Linked DNA regions of Homo sapiens: region 2 is linked to region 1. The links are chromatin contacts, found by Hi-C or POLR2A ChIA-PET in ENCODE. All regions are on one chromosome and are shown on one strand. The core of a region is the stretch at or near the end of the contact, and the rest is flanking DNA. Distances in the headings are between cores, read along the strand shown. Region 1 has its middle 4.9 kb from the start of MIR183. Region 2 has its middle 28 kb from the start of SMKR1.

What was found. A loop is a pair of places that touch in the nucleus more often than their neighbours do. ChIA-PET counts read pairs that join two places held with the same protein, here RNA polymerase II (POLR2A). Pooled maps may share reads with other maps.
Region 2: a pooled map shows a loop between it and region 1 (5-fold over the local background). The contact joins two enhancer-like sites. A Hi-C loop is called at or near these places in 3 of 50 pooled maps. POLR2A ChIA-PET finds 5 or more read pairs at or near these places in 3 of 52 experiments (MCF 10A, PC-9 and endothelial cell of umbilical vein).

The regions. Positions count from the first base shown.
Region 1 is chr7:129,777,293-129,782,496 of GRCh38, reverse strand. No RefSeq gene overlaps it. Among named protein-coding and RNA genes, the nearest start is that of MIR183, 4.9 kb to the right of the region's middle. RefSeq lists enhancers at 1-482, 1,329-2,174, 4,713-5,204 and silencers at 1,795-2,594, 2,655-2,734, 2,885-3,014. Within about 2 kb of position 2,081, at least 14 of the 41 ENCODE cell types and tissues checked have a DNase peak (open chromatin) inside an H3K27ac peak, as active enhancers do; they include PC-9, where a contact is called at or near this core.
Region 2 is chr7:129,527,893-129,533,096 of GRCh38, reverse strand. No RefSeq gene overlaps it. Among named protein-coding and RNA genes, the nearest start is that of SMKR1, 28 kb to the right of the region's middle. Within about 2 kb of position 2,161, at least 3 of the 41 ENCODE cell types and tissues checked have a DNase peak (open chromatin) inside an H3K27ac peak, as active enhancers do; they include PC-9, where a contact is called at or near this core.

The DNA.
Region 1 (5,204 bases), core at 832-3,331:
TCTCTCCAGCGAGAGGGAATGGGGCAATTGCCAGACGGACATTGGATCTGCAGAAGGAGGGGGTAGGATACACGCGGGCTTAGGATGCGCTGGACAGGCCAGCAAAGTGAGGACCCCAGGTCGTCCTGAGCCACCTCTTCCCCCGCCTGAGCCCTGAGCCGTAAGGGATCCAGGGTATCAGGTCCCCGGGGGCCGCCCCCTCACCGTCCGAGTCCAGCTCCGGTTACCTGCCTGGCCTGCTCCTTAAAATATGTATGAGGCCCTTGCGGGTGCAGTTTCGCGGCCCCTCCCGGAGTGGGGCTGGGGGACTCAGGGTGCGAGGGGAGCTGAGGGGGGAGGAAGCGACGCGAGCTCCCCGGCCGGGGCCTTCTCGACTTTCAGCAGCGCATTTAAGAAAAGGTGGAAATCGGATCTGTCTCGGCGGCGCCCCAGCCCCGCCCGCTCCGACGGCCGGACCTCGCGGCCCAGCGGCTAGCTTTCTGCTGCGCGGTGTCTGGTTCTCGACAGCAGGTGAATGGGCCAGGGCGGGGCGCCCGGAGCGCGGGGGGCGGGGCGCGCGTTATAAAGGGGAGCAGCAGGCCGCGGGGGCCACTCGCAGTCCGCAAGGCCTGCGCTTCCCGCTTTGCGGTCCTGGGCACACCCGGCCCGGGTTGCCCAGCATCGCATGGGTCTGAGGACCAGGTAGGGCGCGGGTGCAGAGACAGCCAGGGAGGCTCGAGGCGACCTAGATGGGCGGGGGAATGCTAGTAGGACGGGGAGGGGTTAATGTGGAGCTATCACCCCCTTTTGGCCCGTTGGGCTCTGTGACGTGCTCATTATCTCCGCTGTCCGGGTTCTCGCTCACCGTGCCCATCCCTGGCTGCATGGGGAGAGGGGCCCCGAGGCCCTGAGACTCGTCCAGTTATCCACCTGGGGTGGGAATCTTGCTTCCCGATCCATCTGGCTGCGACATCTACGGCTTCAGCAGGCCCTGCCCGGGAGTCGGGCATATTGAAGGGTTCGTATCCTTGCCGTCACCCTTGGCCCCTCCCGGCTCGGCAGGAGCTGGGGGTGGGGAAACTATAGATTTCCCGGGCCCCGCTTCCACTGCCTCACCCCCTTCTTTTGCTCGAGCCCAAGACAAGGTGTTAACGGTCTTCAAGTGCAAGGGTTAGGTTTGGTGGGAGCATAGGCTAAGCACCACCCTCATTTTACAGGGGCTTCTAGGGTGCCAGATCTGCGGGGGTCGATTGGGAAGAACTAGAAGCTAAAAAGGAGAAGGGCGGATTAACGTTTTATTTTAATCTGGTTTTGAGCTGCCGTTGCCGTCTGGGGCGGCCGGGCGGGGCGGAGCTGGGACTGCCAAGGGCAGCCAAAGCAGCAGGGAGGGAGGGGGCGCTCCGGTGCTCAGGATGCTGGGGAAGAAGGAAGAGGCCACCCCAACGCTGACAGCTTGGAGGACCTAGCCCCTGCCCCCCGGTCCCTTCTGAATGCTCCGGGTGGTGTCAGACCAAAGGACGGTTGAGAAGGATCTAATCCGCGTCCGCGCCCCAGCCCCGGCTGGCCCCGCCCCCTCCCGAGGGAGCCACTGTCGCAGTGGGGGGAGGGGGAGATGGGAACGGGTCTGGGGGGCGGCTCCCCTCCCCCTCCCTCTCTTGGGACAGACAGCCTTTGTTCCCGGCGGCGGCGGCAGCGGTGGCCAGACACCTGTGAGGCCGCAGAACTGGCCGAGGGTGGGCGTGTGAGGACATGGAGGCCCCTTGTCCCCATTCCAGCCCTGCGCCCCTGGGTCCGGGTGCGCCCCCTGAGACAGGTCAGCCTTGAGCACCTTTCTGCGGGGAGACTGCAGAGATCGTCCAGTGGCCCTACGGTGCGCCCCAGCTCCCAACGCACTTCCCCTCCCCCCTCCCAGGGTCGGATTTCCAAGCACGCCACGCCACACACACCTCGGCTAGCTCCGGGCTCAGAGGGCGCTGGGGTGGCAGGGCGTCCGGGCGCACCTCGGCTAGCGGCACCCTAGCCCGAGGGCAGGAGGCGGGGATAGAAGGCGGGCGACGGGACCCCTTGGGGCCAGACCCGGCCGGGTTGGGCAAGCAGGCGGGGCTCCCGGCGTCTCCGCAGTCCCGGACGGGCGTGCCCTGCGCCGCGCACCAACCGGAGCCACATTCAAGGTGAATCATCCCCGGCCCGCCCCCTGCCCCTCCCCGCCTCGCGGCACCTGAGCCAATGGCGCTGCGCGAGGGGCGGGCGGGGCCCGGGGCGGGGGGCGGTAAAACCCTCCTGGAGTCATTCTCTGTGCACTCCGTCGAGCCCCCGCGCAGCCGTGCCGGAGCCGCAGGGCCTCCGTCCAGCCGCGCGGTCCGGGCAGCCCGCGCCCCCTGTTCTTCCGGTCCTCGGGCCCAGGTACCCCTCTGGACCTCCCCCGCCTGCAGCGCGGAGGCGGCTCCTCTTCAGGTGGCCGGGCCGGGGCCTTCCCCGGCAGACCTGTCACCCGACACCCAGGAAGCGCGCGGCCGGGTCCCGGCTCCCCTTTGTTCCCCCGCTGGGCTCGGCGCTCCGGCGCCGCCCCCTCTCGCGGGGCAGCGGAGGTTTGGGCCCGGGCCGGGCGCGCTTCAAGCTCCGTCCATGCGGCTCTTTCCAAACCGGGGCCGTTTTTGCCTGGCTTCTCTGGTGTGGACTCCGCGCGGAGCTGAGAGGCGGCTGTGCGCCCAGCCTGGAGCCGGCGCAGGTGAGTGTCTGGGGCCGGGAGCGGGGGGGCGGGCCGGGCGGAGCCAGAGCGGGGCTCAGTAGAGGAGGCGGAGGCGGGCGCCCGGGACCGGCCGCACTAGAACCCGGGTGCAGGGCAGAAGTCCCGGCGCAGCTGGCTTTCGGGGATGACGCGGCAGTGCCTACTCGCTCTTCCGCGCCTTCAGGCGGAGGCGCCCACGGGGCGCCTGGGTCCCGGGTCCGCCAGTGGCGTCTGCCCAGCGCCCAGCGCTGTTCCCGGGCGGGGGCGGGGGCGGGAGCGGCTGCGGTCCGAGTGCGGCCGGTGCTTGCGAGGTGCCTACCCGCGAGGAGTTTGGCTGGGGTCGGGCTGCGTTTCGCCGCCCTGGTGGGCTCAGGCGGAAGCGCCAGGCTGGGAGGGGGCTGCGGAGAGCGCCGGGGCCCCGGAGCTGGCCCCTCCAGCGTCTTGTCAGGGCTGCGCGGCTGGTTCGAGGCTGCTTCCGTGGCCCGGAGCCGCCCCGCCCAGTCTCTGGGGGAAAGCGGCTCTCAGACCTCCCGTGTGCCTCCACTTCGCGGCCACTCATCCCGGGAACCCCGGCGCACGCGAATGAGACACCGTTCCCCGCCCTCAACTGCCCCATTCCTGTTAATAGCGCTAGTGGCACCCAGGTTCCCAGCCCTTCCCCAAGATCGGCGGCTGGACGGCTTGCCTCTGGCGCCTCACCGGTCAGCGCATCCCAGGACTATGGGCAGTGAGGGTGTCACCCGGGGTCAGGGGTCGCCCGATTCCACGGTGTCCTCCAGGCTGAGCCATTCGTTTGCTCTTCCAACCCGGGCTCCCGGACACCGTGTACAGTAATACCCGCCGGGGGCAGGGGCACTGAGGCCGGCTCTGAGCGATTAGGGCCGAGGGCGGGCGGTGCCGTAATCGACCTCCCCACCCCCACAGGCAAGGTGCGGCGGCGCCTCCCAGGTTTGCGCCCGTCTTCGCAAAGCTCCTGAGGGCGAAAATCCTGCGAGCCAGGTGGCGGATTCTCGGGCCGGGTCACTCAGCTCTACGGGTGCGCATCACCCTCTACCTGTCACCCAGTGAGCCCGACCGATGGGCACCGAGTCGGCGGATCTCTGATCCGAGGCCGAGCCTTCGGAGAAATCTGTCCTAGTGGCCTCATCGTGGCCTGAGCGAACGCAAAGGAACCTGCCCCAAGCCCAGCTCTCAGCCTCGACCCCCACATTCCCCGCGCGGCTCTCGGTTCGGACCTGGGCTCGGAGCGGCAGCCTCCACCACTGCTCGTTTCTTTACCGCTCAAGGCCGCCCCTTCATGCTCCTGCGGGGGAGTTAGCGGGACCTCTGGAGTCGGCCTTACGCAAAGAAGAGAAAATTCTAGGATGCCGGCCTCACTTGTGAGGATTTCGTTTATTCTTTTTCTCCTACCGGGGCCCAGTGGCTCTTGGAGTGAGCTCCGCACCCCAGACACCTGAGTATTTATTTAATGGGTCGGTGGCGGCCTGGGCTTCGGGGAAAGGAGCTCTGGGCCCCTCTCCCAGCACCTCATGGGGACACAGGATGACAGGCGCAGCGTCCAGGGCATGCCCGTTCAAGGGCCCCAGCAGCCTCTAGCCCCTGGGACCTCAGGGGCATTTGATAGAGACTGGAGGGATCAGGACCAGACCGGTTGTGGGTGGCGCGGCTGGGACCCTGGACTCCAGATTCGTTGTGTAGAGGTGGAGAGGAGAGCCAGGAGTCGAGCGGTAGGCTATGTGCTGTCTAAGGACCCCGGAGTACCCATAGCCCAGAGTCCTGCAACACTCACCTCTAACACTGGAAGGGGTTGGGGGCCTGCCCTTTGCATTGGGCACCAGTGCCCAGGAAGGGACACCCCTAGGGGAAAGGGGACTCGAGTTTTAAGAAGGCCCAAGTAGAGTTCAGGAGGGTGGGGCTGAGAGCGACCGAAGGTGGGAGGGGGCGCTTTGTGGAGACCTCCTAGGATGTGTAGGACCCCCACACACCCTGTGAGTCCCTGGCTGCCCAGCCTGGCCTGCAAGTTGCATCTCTTTTGGTCCTCTTCCATTGCCAGGCGCTGACGCCCAGCGGGTGTGGGAGACCTTGTCTTCATCTTCCCACTCCAGAAGCGGATTTCTGTGCCTTTGATCTCAAGGTCAGGGCTGTGTCCTGCAGGGAGGGCAGAAGAGGCTGCTATCCTGACCTGCGCCAAGCCATAGGCCTCTGTTTTCCCTTTTGAGATTCCGAGTGGGGATTCTGCTGCTGATGTCGGAGAGCTCCTCTTACCCGCTTTTCGAGAGAGCTGGGAGACCTTGCTTCCCTAGGGCCCAGGCCCCAGCCTCCCTCCACCAGGATGGAGAGGCCCCAGCGGGCGTGGCACCCCCCAGGCACTGCGGCACTTGGGCTTCCTGTCGCATTTGGGTTAGGAGGGGTGAGGCAGGCGCAGGGGAGGAACCTGGCCCAGCCGACTAGAACTGGAAGTGGAGAGGGATTTGGCTTTGCGAGCTGCTCCCTGTAT
Region 2 (5,204 bases), core at 912-3,411, 250 kb after region 1:
GGTGGAGCTGGAGAAGGCACTCGACCTTCCTTGTCCGTCCGTGGAGCCTACAGAGGGCTGAGGTCAACTTACCGGCACTGGGGAGACAGAGACTGCAGTAGAGCCCATGAATGGAGGGCTCTGGGTAAAATGCAAAGATCTGGGGTACAGGGGCAGATGCCTCTGACTGGGCACCGTGGTGAGCCAGACTTGTCATTCAAGGGAAGGACCTGTCAGCAGGCTGCTGCATTTTGACCAGAGGCCTAAACCAGGAGAACCTCAGCTGACCCATCCATCAAAGCAAAGCTGGGCCAAGGGATTCTCTCCACCACAGCAACCTAGGGGCCCGTCCCTCCCACACCCTGCGCCGCCCTTTCATCGCCTCTCAAGATCAACATTAGCCACACCTTCAAACTCTTCTGTCCTCCATCTGAGCTCACTTGGTGGTGGTGTGGACACACACAACACACACGCACACAGTGTACACATGCACTCAGAGTGTGCACGCACGCACACAGACACACGCACACATGCATATGGACATACACAGAGTGTACGCATGCACACGGGCACACGCACATGCATGCACACAGACACACGCACACAAGCACACGGATGCACGCACATGGACACACACACAGAGTGTGCACACACGCACACACAGCCTGGCTGTACGGCGGCCTCAAGCTGCGGCGTTGCCATATGGGCTCTTGGAGGCTGAATTTAGCAGGGCAGATGGAGCTCAACCACGTCCCGGAACAGATTCCCTCAGGCTGCACACACCCGGCACCACACTGTCAAAGAGGTCAAGGGTGAAGGACACAGAGAGAAGCGGTCAAGTGGTGCTGACGATTCAACTCCAAGGTCAAGGCGTGGGCCCTATTGGGTGGACACTGCTGTTTATAGCTCCCCTTGTGAAGCGTTTTTGGCAAATACGATGACAGTCCGCATGACAGTGACTGGGGACACATGAGTGAGCCCCTGAGCTCGCAGCCGCAGTTTGCATGGCCTCCCCGAGTCTGCACTCTGAGGCTCTGCCTCCAGCCTGACGTCTCATCACAGCTTCTCTACCTCCTAGTCTATATCCTACCTTCTATATCCTAGTCAGGGAGAGAACACACAAAATTGAAATAACTGCAGACGGCTGTTCACCGCATGACAGATCCAAGGTGCGAATAAGGAAATGTAGATTCCAGCTGGGTGTGTCAGGAGCGGTGAAGGGCGAGCAGGCAGGTGTGGACTGTTTTCTGTGGGAGGTGGGTTCGAGGCCTCAGAGGGTAAAGGAGTGGGGTGGGCCAGGTGACTAGTAGCCCAGGTGTGGCCTTGAGACTGGGGGGCAAGGTGTGCAGGGGCAGAGGGAGGATTGGCTTCTCTGCGCCGCGAGGGGAGAGAAGGCTTCGAGCAAAGGACTGGGGTGGTGGCCGGTCCTTCTGAGAAAGCCTCTCCCTTCTATCTGCCACCCACCCCACCCTGCCCCCACGCAGAGAGAAAGCCTCGGGGCATGGGGGCCTCTGCCCTGCATCTGCTGTCCCTCCGCCGCCACCTCTCTCAGAGACCTGGAACAAAAAGGGAGAAGCCTTGATTTTATTTTGTATTTTGTATTGTTGTAAAATATACATAAAATTTACCATTTTAACCATGCTTAAGTGTATAAATTAGCAGCATTAAGACCCTTCACAATGTTGTGTAACAATCACTGACATGCATTTAGAACCTTTTCATCATCCCAAACAAATGCTCTAAACAATAACTTCCCAGCCAGGTGTGGTGACACACCCTGCAGTCCCAGTCCCAGCTACTTGGGAGGCTGAGGCCTGAGGATTACTTGAGCCTTGGGAGGTGGAGGTTTCAGTGAGGCACGATTGTGCCACTGCATTCCAGCCTGGGTGACAGAGCGAGACTCTGTCTCAAAAAAAAACAAAAACAAAAACAAACAATAATGAGTTTCCATTCCAGCCCCTCCTCAGCAACACCCCCCTCCCACACACCACCACCACCACCACCACCACCACCACCACCACCACCACCAGCACTATTCTACATTGTGTCAATGAACTCACCTATTCTAAATTACTCATCTAGGTGAGTCATAGAATATTTGTCCTTTTGGGTCTGGCTTATTTCACTCAGCAGAATGTTTTCAAGGTTCATCACTGTTGTAGCATGTGTCAGGATTTCCTTCCTCTTTAGGGCTGAATATTGAGTGAACGCATCACATCTGTTTATCCATTTGTCTGCTCATGGACGCTTGGTTTGATTCCACCTTTTGGTCATTGTGAATAATGTTGCAATGGAAATTGCGGACAAGTATCTGTTTGGCTCCCTGCTTTCATTTCTCTTAAGTATACCCCTAGAAGGGGAATTGCTGGGTCATGTTCTATGTTTAACTTTTTGAGGAATATCCCAAACTGTTTTCCACAGTGGCTGCACTGAACCTTGATCTATTTTTTAAATTTTTTATGTTTTTTTTTTTTTTTTTGAGACAGAATCTCACTCTGTTACCCAGGCTGAAGGGCAGTGGCATGATCTCGGCTCACTGCAACCTCCACCTCTTGGATTCAAGTTATTCTCCTGCCTCAGCCTGCCAAGTAGCTGAGATTACAGGTGCCCACCACCACACCCAGCTAATTTTTTGTGATTTTAGTAGAGACGGGGTTTTGCCATGTTGGTCTGACCTCGAACTCCTGACCTCAGTTGATCCGCCTGCCTCAGGCTCCCAAAGTGCTGGGATTACAGGCCTGAGCCACCACGTTGGCTTTTTTTTTTTTTTTTTTTTTTTGAGATACAAGGTCTCACTCTGTCACCTAGGCTGGGGTGCAGTGGTGCAATCTCAGCTCACTGGAGCCTCGAACTCCTGGGCTCAAGCAATTCTCCCGCCTCAGCCTCTCAAGTAGCTGGGACTAGGGGCATGACCCACCACATCTGGCTAATTTTTTAATTTGTTTGTAGAGACAGGGTCTCTCTCTGTTGGCCAGGCTGGTCTTGCACTCCTGGCCTCAAGTGATCCTCCTGCCTCATCCTCGCGAAATGCTGGAATTACAGGCATGAGCCACCATGCCTGGCCACTTTGATCTATTTTAAAGGAAAAATGAATCTATTCTAAAAGCCTCATGCTTGGCAGGGAGGGATGGTCTACCAGCCAGATTTCAGGAGCCCAGAACCTCACTGCACTATGAAATCACATAACCAACTGTGGAGGTCCCATCTTAGCTAGAGGCACAATGACAAACTGGCTGCATCCAAAAGAGGGCGACCTAAGAGGGGGTCATGTCAAGTAAAAAGCGTCTGAAGGGATTGGGTGTCTGAGGCATCCCTCTTCACAAAGAACTGCCCCCAGGGTTATGAAAGGCCACTTTGCAGCAGGGTGGATAGACCTGCCTGCAGCCATAGAGGCAGGACCCGGGGTCTGGGTTGGGCCTGTGTGCGAGCTTCCAGGGACCAACTTTGGCTGCACACTGCTCTGAGGGCTGGAGGGTAATCTCCAAGGCTCCATGACTCTGCCAGGGCAGGAGAAGAAGACATCACAGAAGACATCATGCTCCGTGAGATTCTCTTGTTGTTAATTCTGCTTTGAACAAATGGGAAGGCTGAACTCCTAAGAATTTTTGCAATTGAAAAAAATCTTCCACTTTCTTTTTCTTTTTCTTTGAGATGGAATCTCACTCTGTCGCCCAGTCTGGAGTGCAGTGGTGCCATCTCAGCTCACTGCAACCTCTGCCTCCTGGGCTCAAGCGATTCTCCTGCCTCAGCCTCCCGAATAGCTGGGATTACAGGCATCCAACACCACAACCGGCTAATTTTTGTATTTTTAGTAGAGACGAGGCTTCGCCGTGTTGGCCAGGCTGGTCTTGAACCCCTGACTTCAGGTGATCTGCCCACCTCAGCCTCCCAAAGTGCTGAGATTACAGGCATGAGCCACCATGCCTGGCCTCCACTTTTTTTTTTCACACAAGAAATCAGGAAGCACACTGTCTCAACACAAATAATAGTGTAAATGCTGAATTATGAATTGCATTTTGATAAATGTAAGCACTAATCAAAAGAAAATATTTCACGACCGACATCTTATTTCAACAATTTCTCTAGGAGTTGGAGGTGCAGAAACAAATGCGATCAGAGATTAAGAAGAGTTTTGAGACTTGAAGCTCCGTGCTTTGTTCAGGCATCCCAAAGGCTTTGGACACCTCTACAGGCGGCTGGAGAAATTAAACACAGTGCACAGAAACAGCAAGTTGAGGAATAAGTACCAATCATGCCACCTCTTCTTCCACCCAGCTCCTGATGCCAGCTGTCTCTCAGCCTTGTGCTTTTTTAAATTGTTTTCTGAATTTTAAAAAATTCATTACAGGCTGGGTGCGGTGGTTCATGCCTATAATCCCAGCAGTTTGGGAGGCCGAGGCAGGTGGATCACTTGAGGTCAGGAGTTCGAGACTAGCCTGGCCAACATGGTGAAACCCCGTCTCTACTAAAAATACAAAAAAAATTAGCTGGGCATGGTAGGGTTACCTATAACCCCAGCTACTCAGGAGGCTGAGCCAGGAGAATCACTTGAACTGGGGAGGGGAGGTTGTGGTGAGCCAAGATCATGCCATTGCACTCCAGCCTGGGCAACAAGAGCAAAACTCCATTCAAAAAAAGAAAAAAAATTCATTACAAAAGTGGCGCCTGTCTGAGGGAGTGAGTGCTGTCCAGCCGCTATTTCTGGTTCTCCTCTGGGGCCTGTTGTGTCATCATTTTTCCCTGCTCCCTGAAAGCGAAGTGCGGCTATGTGATGTGCTTTGGCCAACAAAACAAGAGAAGTGGCACCTGTCACTTAAACTTCCCCTCCAGGTGAGAACTGTAAGAGTCTGTGGGCTGGGCGCAGTGCCTCACACCTGTAATCCCAGCACTTTCGGAGGCCGAGGTGGGCAGACCACAAGGCCAAGAGATCGAGATCATCCTGGCCAACATGGTGAAACCCCGTCTCTACTAAAAGTACAAAAATTAGCTGGGCGTGGTGGTGGGCACCTGTAGTCCCAGCTACTCGGGAGGCTAAGGCAGGAGAATCGCTTGAACCTGGGAGGTGGAGGTTGCAGTGAGCCAAGATCATGCCACTGCACTCCAGCCTGGGCGACAGAGCGAGACTCCATCGCAAAAAAAGAAAAATAAAATAAGAAGAGTCTGTGTGCAATTTATACTTCTGAGGAGGGTGACAGAGAGCAGCCTCCCCCATCTACCCTCAATGG